3 separate regions of the Homo sapiens genome follow, and regions 2 and 3 are each linked to region 1. The links are chromatin contacts, found by Hi-C or POLR2A ChIA-PET in ENCODE. All regions are on one chromosome and are shown on one strand. The core of a region is the stretch at or near the end of the contact, and the rest is flanking DNA. Distances in the headings are between cores, read along the strand shown. Region 1 holds the start of ERV3-1 (endogenous retrovirus group 3 member 1, envelope). Region 2 holds the start of LINC02848 (long intergenic non-protein coding RNA 2848). Region 3 holds the start of CRCP (CGRP receptor component).

The links. A loop is a pair of places that touch in the nucleus more often than their neighbours do. ChIA-PET counts read pairs that join two places held with the same protein, here RNA polymerase II (POLR2A). Pooled maps may share reads with other maps.
Region 2: a map of CD8-positive, alpha-beta T cell shows a loop between it and region 1 (28-fold over the local background). The contact joins the promoter of LINC02848 here to the promoter of ERV3-1 in region 1. A Hi-C loop is called at or near these places in 3 of 168 maps with a recorded cell type or tissue (CD8-positive, alpha-beta T cell, colonic mucosa and naive thymus-derived CD4-positive, alpha-beta T cell) and 6 of 50 pooled maps. POLR2A ChIA-PET finds 5 or more read pairs at or near these places in 1 of 52 experiments (CD4-positive, alpha-beta T cell).
Region 3: a pooled map shows a loop between it and region 1 (14-fold over the local background). The contact joins the promoter of CRCP here to the promoter of ERV3-1 in region 1. A Hi-C loop is called at or near these places in 6 of 50 pooled maps. POLR2A ChIA-PET finds 5 or more read pairs at or near these places in 3 of 52 experiments (CD4-positive, alpha-beta T cell, activated B cell and naive thymus-derived CD8-positive, alpha-beta T cell).

The regions. Positions count from the first base shown.
Region 1 is chr7:65,002,777-65,007,936 of GRCh38, forward strand. ERV3-1 (endogenous retrovirus group 3 member 1, envelope) reads right to left here and starts at 3,911. Exons shown (of 2, transcript NM_001007253.4): 1 at 3,765-3,911. It overlaps ERV3-1-ZNF117 (ERV3-1-ZNF117 readthrough), which reads right to left and starts at 3,970. Exons shown (of 4, transcript NM_001348050.2): 1 at 3,765-3,970. RefSeq lists an enhancer at 3,842-3,901 and a silencer at 4,002-4,171.
Region 2 is chr7:63,897,100-63,902,259 of GRCh38, forward strand. LINC02848 (long intergenic non-protein coding RNA 2848) reads left to right here and starts at 2,799. Exons shown (of 7, transcript NR_186803.1): 1 at 2,799-2,900; 2 at 3,239-3,346; 3 at 3,530-3,939. It also overlaps the pseudogene GABPAP.
Region 3 is chr7:66,111,803-66,116,962 of GRCh38, forward strand. CRCP (CGRP receptor component) reads left to right here and starts at 3,045. Exons shown (of 6, transcript NM_014478.5): 1 at 3,045-3,168. The coding sequence starts at 3,161. RefSeq lists silencers at 1,921-2,111, 3,540-3,834 and enhancers at 2,758-2,887, 3,425-3,953.

The DNA of each region.
Region 1 (5,160 bases), core at 2,661-5,160:
CTAAAATCTGATTTTTTTTCATCCTCCATTTGCTATTCCCCTCTGACCTTCTAATCTTTTTTGCTCCTCCCTAAGAAAGAAAGCCTTTATCTGTTTAAACTTTGCAATCCTTAAAGCTCTTATAGTTGGTACTTCGTTCTGTTGCAACACTCTTTTAGAATTCAATTTTTTTACATAAACCTAATTTAGCTCATTTTACAAAGTCTAGAAACTGCCTCAAAACAGTAACAATTTCATCTGCAGTAAGACCCTCCCAGTCCCATTCCATCTTAATGTTAACTGCATCTGTCTGTGGGTCCCCAGCTTTCCAGGGCTCTGTCACTTTTTTCAGTATAAAGGCTTCTTCCATGGCTAGAGTGAGCAGGCTGGGACATCTGCAGGGAAGGTTTCCTAGAAAGAATGAACTGAGCCTTTAATACCCTCCCTCCCTGGCTGGGTGCAGTGGCTCACACCTGTAACCCCAACATTTTGGGAGACCAAGGATCACCTGAGGTCAGGAGTTTGAGACCAGACTGGATAACATGGTGAAACCTCGTCTCTACTAAAAATACAAAAATTAGCTGGGTGTGGTGGCACCTGCCTGTAATCCCAGCTACCTGGGAGGCTGAGGCAAGAGATTTGCTGGAACCAGGAGGCAGAGGCTGCAGTGATCCAAGATCTCACCACTGCACTCCAGCCTGGGCAACAGAGCAAGGCTCTGTCAAGAAAAAAGAAAAAGAAAGAAAGAACCTCCCCGCTTTTTGCAGGCTCAATATTAGCATTAGCTTGGGGTCACTGGGCACAAGCTTTAATTTCCATGTCAGAGTTATTCACTTGGTTTTTGAAACTGAAAAATTCAGAAAAATTACTCAAACACATTGTTTATATAAGGGAAGGAAATTTTACGGTACTTACATTTCATACCTCAATAAGAAATACAAAAGCATTTATTCCTTTAAGACAATATGTTATTATTTCCATTAAAAATCATGTAGTAAACAATTAGTCATATGGGAGCACTTCTAGGAGATACCAAGTTTCCTCTCATAAAATTTAGCATTAACATCACATATCAAGATGATAGAGTACAGAACAGAGGTATTCCCTGTAACAAATGTACCCTGCAAAAAGAGGAACTGATGTTTTCATGAATGTAACTCACCAATTATCTACCACATTTTCTTATGGAAATGTATTCATTTTCTACAGCCAAAATGGAAGAGAGATTTTCCCTATTTTTTTCCTTTGTAGCACTCTAAAAACTAAGCCTTGGAATTCTGTTGGATGTCACCAAGTCATTAAAAAAACACACCTGGCTGGGCGCGGTGGCTCACGCCTGTAATCCCAGCACTTTGGGAGGCAAAGGCGGGCAGATCGGGCAGGTCACCTGAGGCAGGGAGTTCAAGACCAGCCTGACCAACATGGAAAAACGCTATCTCCACTAAAAATACAAAAAATTAGCTGGTGCATGGTGGCACATGCCAGTAATCCCAGCTACTTGGGAGGCTGAGGTAGGAGAATCACTTGAACCCAGAGGCAGAGGTTTCAGTGAGCTGATACTGAGCCATTGCACTCCAGCCTGGGCAACAAGAGCAAAACTCCGTCTCAAAACAAAACAAAACAAAAACAAAAACACACACCTGAGAAAATTTCTAAACTCGGTCTGGGAAAGAAAAAGGTAAATGAGTTTTGTTTTTGTTTTTGAGACAGAGTCTTCCTTAAATGAGTATTCTTAAGAATGGAATATAGGATTAGATATTTATTTTCTTCTGAGCCCCACCTCTTTTATGCCCTTTGTAAATATTTTCTTACCTTTTAAGCCCTACTAATAAAATGCAAGTTACAGTTAAAAAACTGTAGTCAAAATAAGTGAACAAACCTTTTCAAGGTGACAAACCCAGGGAGCTACGGTGCTCATTAAAAAACAGATGTGTTTGACTCATATGTCAAGTCAGGCCACCCAATCCCTTGAGAGATTCTCCCACCCCCATCCTGCTCACTTAAGTGCTCAGTGACCACCCTCTCCAGAGACACTGTACTAGGCCCCATTGAGTGCCCCAAGGTGCATTTCACTTTGCAAGTTGCTGCACCATCTCACTGGGGCCAGGTTTGATTTTTTTTTTTTTTTTTTTTTTGTCTTTTGGGATACTATTTTCTCTTTCATAATTCTTGGAGAATCCAGGTGGCAGTAATTATTTGTTTTTCCCTCATTACCACCATCTGATTGGCTGACCAGCAATGTGTCTTCGAGAAATGGAACCCGGGTTGCTTGAAGACAATCTTAACTTCTCTAAGGGTTTGCTTTTCAAAGGAAGAGTACCCCAGGAGACTCCTCTCAGCCTCAGGGCATCCACCTGCTCCCTTGAGAGGCTACACTCCAACTTCAGGCTGTCCTGTCTCCCATTCCCAGATATGCGAAGTTTCATTCCAGGCCAGGAGCTGAAATTTACTAGACATTGTAGCATACACAGCCACAGTGGATATCTTGATTTATCCCCAGACAGTACTGAAACCCAGAACCAGGGAAAAAACTGAAGGGTGGCTGAGGACACATTACCTTATAAAGTTTCCAAAGGGAAACCCTGACCCAAAAATATTCTGATAAGGTTTCTGTGGCTAGAGGCAATAAAAGGAAAGGAGGCACAGAACATTTTTTACAATACAGTGTCAGGGGATTATTCTTTGCTTTCTTCTCTTGGGAAATCTTTACAAACAGAAAACAAATCTTTTTTAAAATGCCAGCCAATGCTTTGTCAAAAAATGATTAATTAAAATATGGTACCTAAAATGTACACTAAAGTGTACATTAAAGGACAAATAGTTGATAATGTGAATTAGGGAGGGGAAATTGGCATTTGGGAATGTCAGAAGGAACTGGAAATTTAGTATTTTACTGCAAGCCAGAGTTAGGCTGGAGGAATGGGAAATGGGGAGAAGTCTTGAGACCCTGCTTGAGACAGAAGTGAAAAATGCAGAGGAAAATCAGTGCCCTGTGGAGTGTGAAAATAATTAAGTGGCAGGCAATTAGACTGAGGTGGCTCCAGTCCTAGGGTTGCTACTTGCAAAAAAATCTAACTCGAATGATTTTTTTCTAAAGTATTACATTGGGGGAAAATAAAATTCAGGCTTAACCAACTATAAACTGCCAATTAACCTCTCATTACATGACCAGGGAATTTCCACCTTGATCGTACAAATTAAGAAACTACATAACTTTACCTAACCAATTATTGAATTTGCTTTCCTTTATCATGCACTTTATAAAAGTGTTTTCTTCAAGCCCCTTCCATAAACCACAAACTACAAAACATAGCTTGGTGCTCTACAATTCTTGAATTACTCTTTAATTAAATTCTTTAATATTTCTGCGGAGACTTCCACAAATTTTTAATAGAAAAAAAGGGGGACTGGGAACCCCGCAGACCAAAGCTCTTCCCATTCATGAACTCTGCATCCTGAGTCAGTATTCTCCCCTGACGACCGTCCAGTGGTCCCTGCACAATCGGGGAGAGCTGCGGCAGTGGGGGCAGAGCTGCCCACAGAGGACTCCAGAACAAGGCACAGTCACTGCGCAGGGAGGAGACAGGATGCCCGGGGTCCGAGCTGTCAGCCCGGCCGCCATCCTATGGCTGAAGGGGACTGAGGGCCGAGCTGCGCCAAGGAGAACTCGGGGCCGCGGATTTTGGAGCCAGCTGCGGGGAGGCCAGAGTCCCGCCACAGCCACTTCCCACCAGTTCCAACCAGCCCCGCCCCCTCTCTCGGGATGTCGGACCCGGCACTCTCACCATTTCTAGGCTTCCAGTGGGTCCTGGCGTCTTAGCTGTGGATCTCCCAATACCTGCAGGTAACGAGGCCACAGAAGCTGGGCCTCTAGGAGCAGAAGACACAGAGCAGTGAAGACTACACCAGAAGCTCCGGCTGCCGCCAGAGACAAAGGCCCCACCAAACCCGGAAGCCGTCCTGTCTGCTCCAGCTGAGTGCCTGATTGGACGGGTCCCAGCCCAGCGTCCCTGATTGGATAATGTTTAGGGCCCCACCCTCTCAGGCCTTGATTGACAGAAGACGTGCTCAGATGCTGGGCTGAATGTAGAGTGAACCCTAAGCCTTTTCAGGCAGAGCTTCCTCCCTGAGCTGACCCAGGCCCTCCCCAGACGGCATTTGCCTTGTAAGGCAACCGTCTGAAATAAAATGTGAGCCATGTGTGAATTCTAAATTTTCTAGTAGTTAAGAAGAAAGAAGAAACAGGTGAAATTCATTCTAACCATTTAATAACCCAATATATCCAAAATATTATTTTAGTATAGGAGCAATATGTAATTATTAATGTAGTGTATATATTCTTGGAACTAAATCTTTAAATCTAACCCTGTATTTTACCTTTCTAGCACATCGCAGTTCAGACCAGCCATATTCCAGCTATCCTGTAGCCACACATGGCCAATAGCCACCACATTGAAGTGCAGCTCTGATTTCATACTTCCTCTCTCTCTCTCCTCAAACCTCCTGTGCTTCCTTCCCTCCCTCCCTTCTGCTAAGCTGATGCTCACTTCTCCAACGTTACTAGAAGCCCTCAGAGTGAATGTTCTTATCTTCCCACCATCCACCGACTGTGTCTCTGTTCCTTCCACTGTCACTGTGTAATAATTGCCCTTCTGCGGCTGGGCATGGTGGCTCATGCCTGTAATCCCAGCACTTTGGGAGGCTGAGGTGGGAGGACTGCTTGAAGCCAGGAGCTTGAGACCAGCCTGGGCAACATAGTGAGACTCCATCTCTACAAAAAAGTTTAAAAATTAGCCATGGGCTGGGTACGGTGGCTCACGCCTGTAATCTCAGCACTTTGGGAGGCTGAGGTGGGCGGATCACCTGAGGTCAGGAGTTCAAGACCAGCCTGGCCAACATGGTGAAACCCTGTCTCTATAAAAATACAAAAATTAGCTGGGCCTGGTGGCGTGCACCTGTAATTCCAGCTACTTGGGAGGCTGAGGCAGGAGGGTCACTTGAACCCAGGAGGTGGAGGTTGCAGTGAGCCAAGAACGCACCATTGCACTCCAGCCTGGGTGACAGAGCGAGACTGTGTCTCAAAAATAAAAATAAAAGTTAGCAAGGCGTGTTGGTGTGCACCTGTGGTCCCAGCTACTCAGGAGGCTGAGCTGGGAGGATAACTTGAGCTCACGAGTTCAA
Region 2 (5,160 bases), core at 1,549-4,048, 1.1 Mb before region 1:
AAATGAATTTTTCATAGAATTTACAGTATATTCAAAGGAAGAAAGATAAAATTATTGGTCATCATTTGTACCTTAGAAGTACAAGAATTTAAGTAAAAGAAATGTTCATTTTTGTTTTAAAATTTGTTTTCCATGTGAAGTTTTTATTGAGCCAACTTTCATACATATCTCGCTAGCCTAAAGTCTAAATATTTGTGTTGGCATCAGAAAAACAAATTAGGCAGAATTGCTATGTGTGGTTGATCTTCAGGTAAATTGACTGATCACATTTATTTTTGTATCAGTCTATGTCATTTAATTAGGAAAAACTGTTTAGTTGTTTTCTCCCCTGATTAATGGTGATACTCAAGTATGATACAAAAAGAACTGTACCACCAAATATTTTTGTGAGGTCTGCTGTTTTCCATATTCATTTTATGCTACTGCCTTTAAGAAAGAACCAGTGTATCCTTGAAATAGCACAAAAATGTTTTAAAATTCATAATTGCAAAACAAATCTGTGACTAACTTAATGTCTTCAGATCTAAAGGGTGTAAAAATATTGATACTTCAATATTTCACTTGCTGCCAGGAAAAACAAAATTCTTAATCTTTTGTAATTGGGAGGAGGACTTTTGCATACATTTTTACTCTTTAAATAACGACAATGACACTTATACTGTCATAATAACAATTATGTATTTCTTTGTGGTTTTAATTTTTTTTGTAATTTTACATAAAAGTTATTTTCTATTTTTACGCAGATAAAAAATATTTGTGCATAAAATGTAAAAATAGTAAAATGAGAAAAATAAAACTATTATACAGTAAAAACAAAAAACAGAAAACAAAAAACAAAAAAAAACTGAGGTCCTGGCTTTCAGTAATACCGGATTAGCTTGTTGAATTAACACAGATTATAATGATGACACCTGCATAATATATTACCTATTGTTATAGAAACACAGCTGCATAATATAGATATGACCTATGTGTCAGTAAGAACTGAATGAGGTTTTCAGCTGTGCCCACTGCAGGGTAGACAGGTATTGAGGTTTGAATCCAGCCCAATTAACACCTTTTGTAAAAAATAACACCGCTGTTAAAGGTACACAACAGAAATGAGAGTCTATATAATGATTCTTTACAGTTTTAGTACACAACTTTAAAATTCATGATACGTGTGAAGAAACACAAAAATAGAATCCATACGCAATTTAAAAAGCAGGCAGTAGGAGTGATCCTAAGATATTTAAGATGTTGTAATTCAGGATGTTTAAAGGCAGCTATTATAAATCTGTTCATGGGGGTAAAGGAAAATATTCTAACAATGAAGAGATGTGGAACCTCAGCAAAGACATGGAAATTACGAAATAATAGGAAGATAAGGAAATTTGAAAAATACTTTTGAGCTTATTCAAAGATTAGAAACAGAAGACAGAGCAATAGAAGTTGTCCATTCTGAATAAAAGAGTGAAAAAGCTTTAAGAAAATGAAGTCTTAGAGACCTGTAGAGTGATTGAGTCCAAGTTGGACAGGGAACAGAAAAATTAAATGAGGTACAAAGTTAATCACCAACTAATGGCTGAAAACTTCCAAAAATTGGTCAACCACCCCCCCCCGCCCAAGTTTTATACCCAACATGTCAACAAACCCCTCCAAAAAATACAAATAAAACCCTACCAAGGCCATATTGTGATTTAGGAGACTGGCAGAGGAGAGCTTCCTGTTGACTTGCTGTGATTTCTAATTTTAACTACTTAGAAGAATAAAAAATAGGGTCTCCTTAGAGTTTCTTTTTTTTTTTTTCTTGGAGAAAGTCTGACTTAGGCACAGATGACTGACAGTTTTTAAAGGTAGATGAGTTTCCAGACTTCTCTTAAATTTCCAGTGTGTTAACGTTGAAAATTATTTGAACTTGTTGCTTCCAAATCCTGCAGTAATACTGATGCTCCAGAAAGGCGTCCCATGGAGATTCTGCTCTTGTGCATCCATCCTGCACGGAGCTGAGGCTGTGCCTCCTCTAGTTTCATTAGCGTGTAGTTGTGGGGTACTTCGAGTTAATCTGAAAAACTCAGTGTTAAAATGGATTCAGGCCGGGCGCAGTGGCTCACGCCTGCAATCCCAGCATTTTGGGTGGCCAAGGCGGGCAGATCACTTGAGTTCAGGAGTTCGAGACCAGCCTGGCCCACATGGTGAAACCCAATCTCTACTAAAAAATGCAAAAATTAGCCGGGCGTGGTGGCGGTTGTCTGTAATTTCATCTACTCGGGAGGCTGAGGCAGGAGAATCGCTTGAACCCGGGAAGTGGAGGTTGCAGTGAGCCCAGATCGAGTCACAGCATTCCAGCCTGGGCTACAAAGCAAGACTGCGTGTCAGAAAAAGAAAAGAAAAATGGATTCAAAGATTTATCACTGTTAAGTTCCACCAGCAAATTATTAAATGTGGTTCCAAAGGGATATTTAAAAAGGGAAATTAAAATTGTTTCCAAGAAAGCCCTATTCACAGCAGAAACGTAGACACTGTACCTGACCTCACCACACAAAGTTCCCTCATGTGTTGGGAGGGACCAAGGGGCTCTCTGGTCCTGCACCTGCGTTAATTATGGCCGGGAGGTCCGCAGTAGGACCCTAAGGGCTAGGAACCAGCCTGGGTCAGGGGCAGAGAAGTGGTGGATGTGGCTCCCAAAGTGGCTTAGGGGTTCCCTTCCCTGTGGCTGTTTCCTGACTGGATGCAGCAGGGTCAGGCCTTTCAGTGTGACGTTTTCTACTCTTTATTAGAGTGGCAGGAGCGTCCCTGTGCGAGGCCTGACCCAGGTGTGGGCCTTGCAGCCAGCTCGGGGTCCAAGGGGCACTCCTGCGGTGCTGCAAAGGAGGATTTGTGACAACCCAGAGGATGGAGGAAACGGCGGCTTTGAAAAGGCAAGTGCCAAGTTATCAGGGATCGCTTATATCCATTTCTGGCAGTGAACTGACAATTTCAGACACTCAGGAGGGAGCTTCCCGCGTGGGATCACAAAAAGTCCGAGAAGTGTCAGACATCTGGCCATTAACCCCATTCCTACGCAGGGACTACACTGCCGCTTGTCCGAAGGGGCGTGTCAGGGGCGGAGCGAGGATGAGGGGCGGTGCCAATAAAAGAGGCGGGGGAGAAGGGGCGGTGCTGAGGGGAGAGGCCGGGCCAAGGGAAGAAGCGTGCGAGAAAGGGTGGGGCGAGTCCAGCTACAGGAAGAGTAGCGTTACTATGGCAACCCTGACAGGTTTGTGAGCAGCCCCCGGTCCCCTGCCGCTCCGTGAGAAATCAAACTTCAGGCACTGACGAAGCATGAAGCCAGCATCTTAGGAAGAGGTAGTGACATAATTACAAGGTAGGACCAACCGCCCTGGTCCCACTGTCGCCTGGCAGGCAGGAGAGGTTTGGGAACAGCCAGGCTCCCCTTGACATGGCAGTACTGCTCTGGACGCGGGGAGGTGTGGATTAGTGGGTGGGAGCTACACCTGGCATACTGGGAGTTGTCGTCTTTGATTAGCTTCCAGTTTTTTAATTGCAGGGCGACCGGATTACAATCACAGCCAGCATGAACATGGGGCGGCGCACAGTCCTGAAGAGGAAAGCCGGGCTGTGTTGACCTCGCTGTGCATGCTGGGAGTTGTAGTCTCTTCACTGCTCCCGCCCGTTGTTTCAGGCACTTCGGGACTACAATCCCAGCATGACCCGGGCTCGGGGACGGGGCGCAGTTCTCGTGGGAGGAGCGGGGCGGTGAGAGCCTGGCTAGGCAGGCTGGAAACAGTAGCTCTTAACGGTCCCCCGCCCGTTGGTGGCAAGGCGGCTGGACTGGAATCCCAGCAGGCGACATGCGAGGAGGCGGGCAGCCCAGGAGGGTTGGACACGGCAATGTGGACCTCGCCGCTTCCACAACGATGCTGGCTACTGATCGCGTGCACTTCCTTGCCAAAGAAAGTGAGTCCGGAGAGGGACAGGAGGGGCAGGTCCGGGCTGGGCAGTGAGGAGGGCGTGACGCCGCGATGTACACCTCGCCCTTGTCAAACTGGGACGGGTGTAGTCCTCACCCCACTTCCCGCTGCTCAGCTGGGTTCCCTCTCCCACCTGTACCCAGGGTCTTTCCTGGCCATCGCGCCTCCTGCAGCCCAGGGAGCCACCGGCTTTCCTAAGCTGCTGTGGGAACTGGCCTGAGGTCCAGGCGCTGTCCATTGTGCCGCTGCCCTCTTTTCTCTCCAGCCAGAGCGCAGTTCCGCCGCTGTGGGGAGAAATCCGCCGCCTGGCCCGCCAGTGCACAAGTTCAGAGCTTTGCACGGGGTGACATGGGCTGTGGCTTCGTGAAAATGTCACCCTCACCAGCGACTTTTTCGCGGATGTGGATATTGAGGGGGCAGGGAGGGCCATTATTGGCTTACCCAGGAGATGCTAAAAGCAGAGGAGAAAATTTCAGTTCCCAGGCGTGTGTCTCTGGTGCGCCATTTTTCACCAACCCATTTGGTAGAAAGTCCCCCAAATAGCTACCTAAAGATTAGGATGGTTTAGGTATTTTACACGTGATATCATTGGCCTCATCTCAACAAATGTCTGACTGGCCAGTGTCTCAAACACAGATGGCAGCCTGATCCTCAGGAACAGGTGGTGCTCCAGCTTTGTGGGAGCGACTTTCAAGGTGTGGACCATTTGGGGAGTCTTTGTAACTCCTCAGGCTTCACATCTTTGCTTTGAATGGAAAGCTCATCACCCCCCGGCACTCCCGGAGGTACCTTTACTCTCTCGGGCTGATCTGTTGACCTTTTCTGTCTAGACAATGGGAACTTCTGGGATCACTTCTAGTTTCGTGTAATTGATGTCCCTAATTTCCATATGTCCCCAGGGACAGTCCCTTTGATTCTGGAATGGCGCCAGCTTTTATGCTTTTTATGTCTAATCCGTAAAAACCAAGGTGTTCATCTACATGAAAATAAGACCTTGTTCGTATCGCACGTTCCAACAGGCTTCATTTGTGATTCCTGAATGTGGATTACCATAAAAAAAAACCCTAAAAACCCTGGTCATGGATATTAGACACTGTTATTGTACTTTGTGAAGAATTTACTCCTTCAGGATTAATTGCACACGGGCTCATCAGCACCTTTGTCAATAAAGGAACAAGAACCATGTGGTGTCTATGGATGTGGTGAG
Region 3 (5,160 bases), core at 1,795-4,294, 1.1 Mb after region 1:
TTGGACATTCTATATAAAGTGAATCATACCATATGTATTCTTTTTTTTTTTTTTCTAGAAGGAGTCTCATTCTGTCACCCAGGCTGGAGTGCAGTGGCGTGATCTCGGCTCACTGCAACCTCCGCCTCCTGGGTTCAAGCAATTTTCCTGCCTCAGTCTCCCGAGTAGCTGGGATTACAGGTGCCCCCCACCACACCCAGCTACTTTTTGTATTTTTAGTAGAGACGGGGTTTCACCATGTTGGCTAGGCTGGTCTCGAACTACTGACCTCATGATCTGCCTGCCTCAGTCTCCTAAAGTGCTGGGATTACAGGCGTGAGCCACCACGCCTGGCGATTTTTGTATTTTCGGTAGAGACAGGGTTTCCCCATGTTAGCCAGGCTGGTCTTGAACTCCTGATCTCAGATGATCCACCCACCTCAGCCACCCAAAGTGCTGGGATTACAGGCGTGAGCCACCTGGCCAGGCAATATATATTATTTTGTGTCTGGCTTCTTTCACTTATTAATAGCATCATGTTTTGGGAGGTTATCCATCTTGCAGCATTTATCTATCAGTCTGTCTATATATATTTTTTGCAACAAGGTCTCTCACTCTGTAGGCTGGAGTGCAGTGGTGTGATCATAGTTCCCTGCAGCCTCTACCTTCTGGCTCAAGCGATTCTCCTACCTCAGCCTCCCCAGTAGCTGGGACTAGAGGTGCTCACCACCACACCTGGCTAACTTTTCGTAGTTAGGGGGTCTAGCTATGTTGCCCAGGCTGCTCTGGAACTCCTTGTCTCAAGAAATCCTCCTGCCTCTGCTCCCCAAAGTGCTGAGATCAAGCCTGGCCTCCTTTTTATTTTTATATTTTTGAGACAGAGTCTTGCCCTGTCTTCCAGGCTGGAGTGCAGTGGCACGATCTTGGCTCACTGCAAGCTCTGCCTTCTGGGTTCACGCCATTCTCCTGCCTCAGCCTCCCTAGTAGCTGGGACTACAGGCGCCCACCACCACGCCCGGCTAATTTTTTTTGTATTTTTAGTAGAGACGGGGTTTCACCCTGTTAGCCAGGATGGTCTCGATCTCCTGACATCGTGATCTGCCCGCCTCGGCCTCCCAAAGTGCTGGGATTACAGGCGTGAGCCACCGTGCCCGGCCAGCCTCCTTTTTAAGTAGTTTTCCATTGCACAAATGTAGCACATTTTATTCATCCACTCATCAGTCTCTAGTTAATGCATCTGTTGTATATGTTCAGATTGGCTGGGGTTCAATACCCACTGGACAACTTCCTAGATGAGTGACTTTTGGTAAATCATAATCTCTCCAAGTCTGCCTCAGTTTCTTCAATTATAAAATGTCAATAATAATGCAATGTACCTCATAGAGAGTCATGGTTGTATTGCCACAGTAATTAATAAAGTGCCAGGAACTTTATAAGGATTATTTAACACCCTTATTATTTACAAAGTAGGCAACAGAGGCTATTGTGGTGGTTCACACCTGTAATCCCAGCACTTTGGGAGTTGGAGGTGGGAGGATCACTTGAGGCGAGGAGTTCAAGACCAGCCTGGGCAACACAGTGAGACCCCCATCTCTACAAAAAAATTAAAAAATTTTGTAGCTGACTCTTTGGACAATAAAGAATTTTATTTTAGAAAATTAGCCAGGTGGCTGGGTGCAGTGGCTCACGCCTGTAATCCCAACACTTTGGGAGGCTGATGAGGGTGGATCACAAGGTCAGGAGTTCAAGACCAGCTTGGCCAAGATGGTGAAACCCCGTCTCTACTAAAAAAATACAAAAATTAGCTGGGCATTATGGCGGGCACCTGTAATCCTAGCTACTGGGGAGGCTGAGGCAGGGAACTGCTTGAATCCAGGAGGCAGAGGTTGCAATGAGCCGAGATCACGACACTGCACTCCAGCCTGGGCAACAGAGTGAGACTGATCTCAAAAAAAAAAAAAAAGAAAAAGAAAAAGAAAAAAAGAAAATTAGCCAGGTGTAGCGGAGCGCACCTGTGGTCCCAGCTACTCTGGCAGGCTGGGGTGGGAGGATTGCTTGAGCCCAGGAGTTCAAGGCTGCAGTGAGCTCTGATTGCACCACTGCATTCCAGCCTGGGCGACAGAGCAAGACCCTGTCTCTTAAAAAATAAATAAATAAACTGCAATGTTTCTGGCAGCCCAGATGCCACCAGCCTCACTACTCTCTGAGAGGTGGGATTTTAACATGCAAAGGCCCACTAACCCGATCACGTCTCACAACTTCAGCTGATTAATACTTTGTTAAAACCTAGACCACGAAAACAGACAGAGCCCGGCGAGGTGGCTCACGCCTGTAATCCCAACACTTTGGGAGGCCGAAGCGGGTGGATCACGAGGTCAGGAGTTCAAGACTAGCCTGGCCAAGATGATGAAACCCCGTCTCTACTAAAAAATACACAAATTAGCTAGGCGTTATGGCGGGCGCCTGTAATCCCAGCTACTCGGGAGGCTGAGGCAGGGAATTGCTTGAACCTGGGAGGCAGAGATTGCAGTGAGCCGAGATCGTGCCACTGCACTCCAGCCTGGGTGACAGAGCGAGACTCTGTCTCAAAAAAGAAAAAAAGAGGCTGGGCACGGTGCCTCACGCCTGTAATCCCAGGACTTTGGGAGGCCGAGGCGGGCGGATCACGAGGTCAGGAGATTGAAACCATCCTGGCTAACACGGTGAAACCCCGTCTCTACTAAAAACACAAAAAATTAGCCGGGCTTGGTGGCAAGCGCCTGTAGTCCCAGCTACTTGGGAGGCTGAGGCAGAAGGAGAATCGCTTGAACCCAGGAGGCGGAGGTTGCAGTAAGCCGAGATCCAGCCTGGGCGACAGAGCGAGACTCCGTCTCAAAAAAAAAAAAAGGTTAAAGAAAAAAAGAAAAGAAAACACAAGATAATCCTGTCCGCAAACGCTTAGCAGTCTTAAATCGGCCTGGTGGAAGGATGCAGGGACACTCCCCCACCCTGCCCCCCGAAAAAGGGGAACGCGCAGCGCGAGGTTCCGGGTCCGCCAAGCTCCCGGCATGCAGCGCGGCGATCCCGGCGAGCACCTTGGCGCGCGGAGCTGGCACCTTGGCGCTGTTGGTGGCGGCGGAGACAGCTGTGAAGTGTGAGGTTCTTTGTCTGCTGGCAGCTAGGGGCGACGAGGCGGGACGTCATGGAAGTGTAAGTCTTCTCGGGCGCGTCCCTTTTCGCCCGAGGAGCCCAACGGTTTGACCGCTGAGAGCTGAGAGCCGAGAGCCGTGGGGACTGGGCGACCCTCGTACGGGAGTGAGGGCAGCGGGCCGGCCCTGTCCGGGAGGGCCGCGGGGTGGTGACGGGGACGAACGGGACTCTCGCTTTGCCCTTCCGAACCTTCGCTTCCCCTCCACGCCGTGTCTGGTGCGGGGCCGAGCACTTCCGTGTCCGGCTGCCTTTCAATGTGCCCCCTCCTTCTCTCATTCGTTTACCAGCGTTTCTGGGTCACAGTGCGGGGGTGGAGCCCAGTCTGGTATCCGACCCCGGACTTAGAAGGCTATAAAGGCCTGAGTCTGTCCGCCCTGAAAGTAGGTGGAGGAGAGACGAATCAGGGCCGGGTAGAGCTCTGCTTGCAGCTGTAGGCCCCTGGAGAGCCCTCGGAAGAGCTGCCCTCGGAATTTGATGGGAGCAGTAAACACTGTGAGGGAAGGGGCTGGTTTTGGGGTGGAGAAGGGAAGGACGTGAACCAGGACTGGGACCAGAGAAACAGCAGGGGGTGTGTGGGTGTGTGTGCAAGGCGAGGGTAAAAGATTTTCTGACAGTTTAACTCCACGTGGTCTTTTCCATGCTTGCTCGTTGCGCCTGGTGCAAATGGAAGATTTTGCATCTACTCTGAATGTGGGCTTTATACGGTTGATATTAATTTGTAGGTATTACTATCTTGTGTTCTCTTTGAACTGATTATTTGATACAGTTTCCTTTATGTTCTTTTGCCTCATGTTTAATGGTTATATGTACTATGGCATTTCACATTTTTACATTTTTAATTAATTGTTTTTTCTTAAGAAACAGGGTCTTGCTCTGTCCCCCAGGCGGGGTGTAATCATGGTTCACTGCAGCCTCACTTTCTGGACTCAAGCAATCCTGCTTCAGCCTCTTCAGTAGCTGGGACTACAGGCCCACGCCATCACTCACCGCTAATTTTTTAAAAAAAGTTTTGTAGATGCAGGGTCTCACTACAGCCCAGGCTGGTCTCCAGCTCCTGAGCTCAAGTGATCCTCCTGCTTTGTACTCCCAAAGTCCTGGGATTGCAGGCGTGAGCCACTTCACCTGGCCTCTTCCGATTTTTTTTTAAACACAATATGTCTGTGTAACTGAAATGAAAGGCTCATGAAACAATAATGTGTGGCGTACACTCTCATATTGTCTATTTTTTATTAATATGAATGGGGCCAACCGTGGTGGCTCACACCAGCAATCCCAGCACTTTGGGAAGCTTAGGCAGAAGGATCACTTGAACCTGGGAGGTGGAGACCAGCCTGGGCAACATAGGGAGACCCTGTCTCTGCAAAAAATTAAGAAGTTAGCTGGGTGTGGTGGTTCATGCCTGTAGTCTCAGCTACTTACGAGGCTGAGATGGGAGGATCACTTGATCCCAGGAGGCTGCAATGAGCTGAGATAGAGCCACTACACTCCTGCCAGAGTGACAGTGTAAGGCTCTGTCTTAAAAAAAAAAAAAAAAAAAAATTGAACCACTGAATTAATTTTGCAACCCACTGATGGGATTTCATCTGCAACCTAAAAAACTATTCATATAATTTACTCTAGTCCAAGCCATCATTACTAATTTTTCCCTCTTTACTAGAGCATTTCCTGTGAGCATACAACCCTGCTTTAGAGAATTCATCTTAGAAAATCCTCCGTCCCCACATACATGTCCCCCTCTTACTCCATTTCTGCTTCCCATCCCAACAAAACTTCTTGAAAGTGCTGATTAGCCCCTCATTCTCTCAGCCATTCTGTTGGGCTTTCATCCTCACTGGTCTACGGGAATGACTGTTAAGATTACCTGAACCAGCGGGGCGTGGTGGCTCATGCCTATAATCGCAGCACTTTAGGAGGCCGAAGTGGGCGAATCCCCTGAGGTCAGGAGTTTGAGACCAGCCTGGCCAACATGGCATAACCTCCTCTCTACTAAAA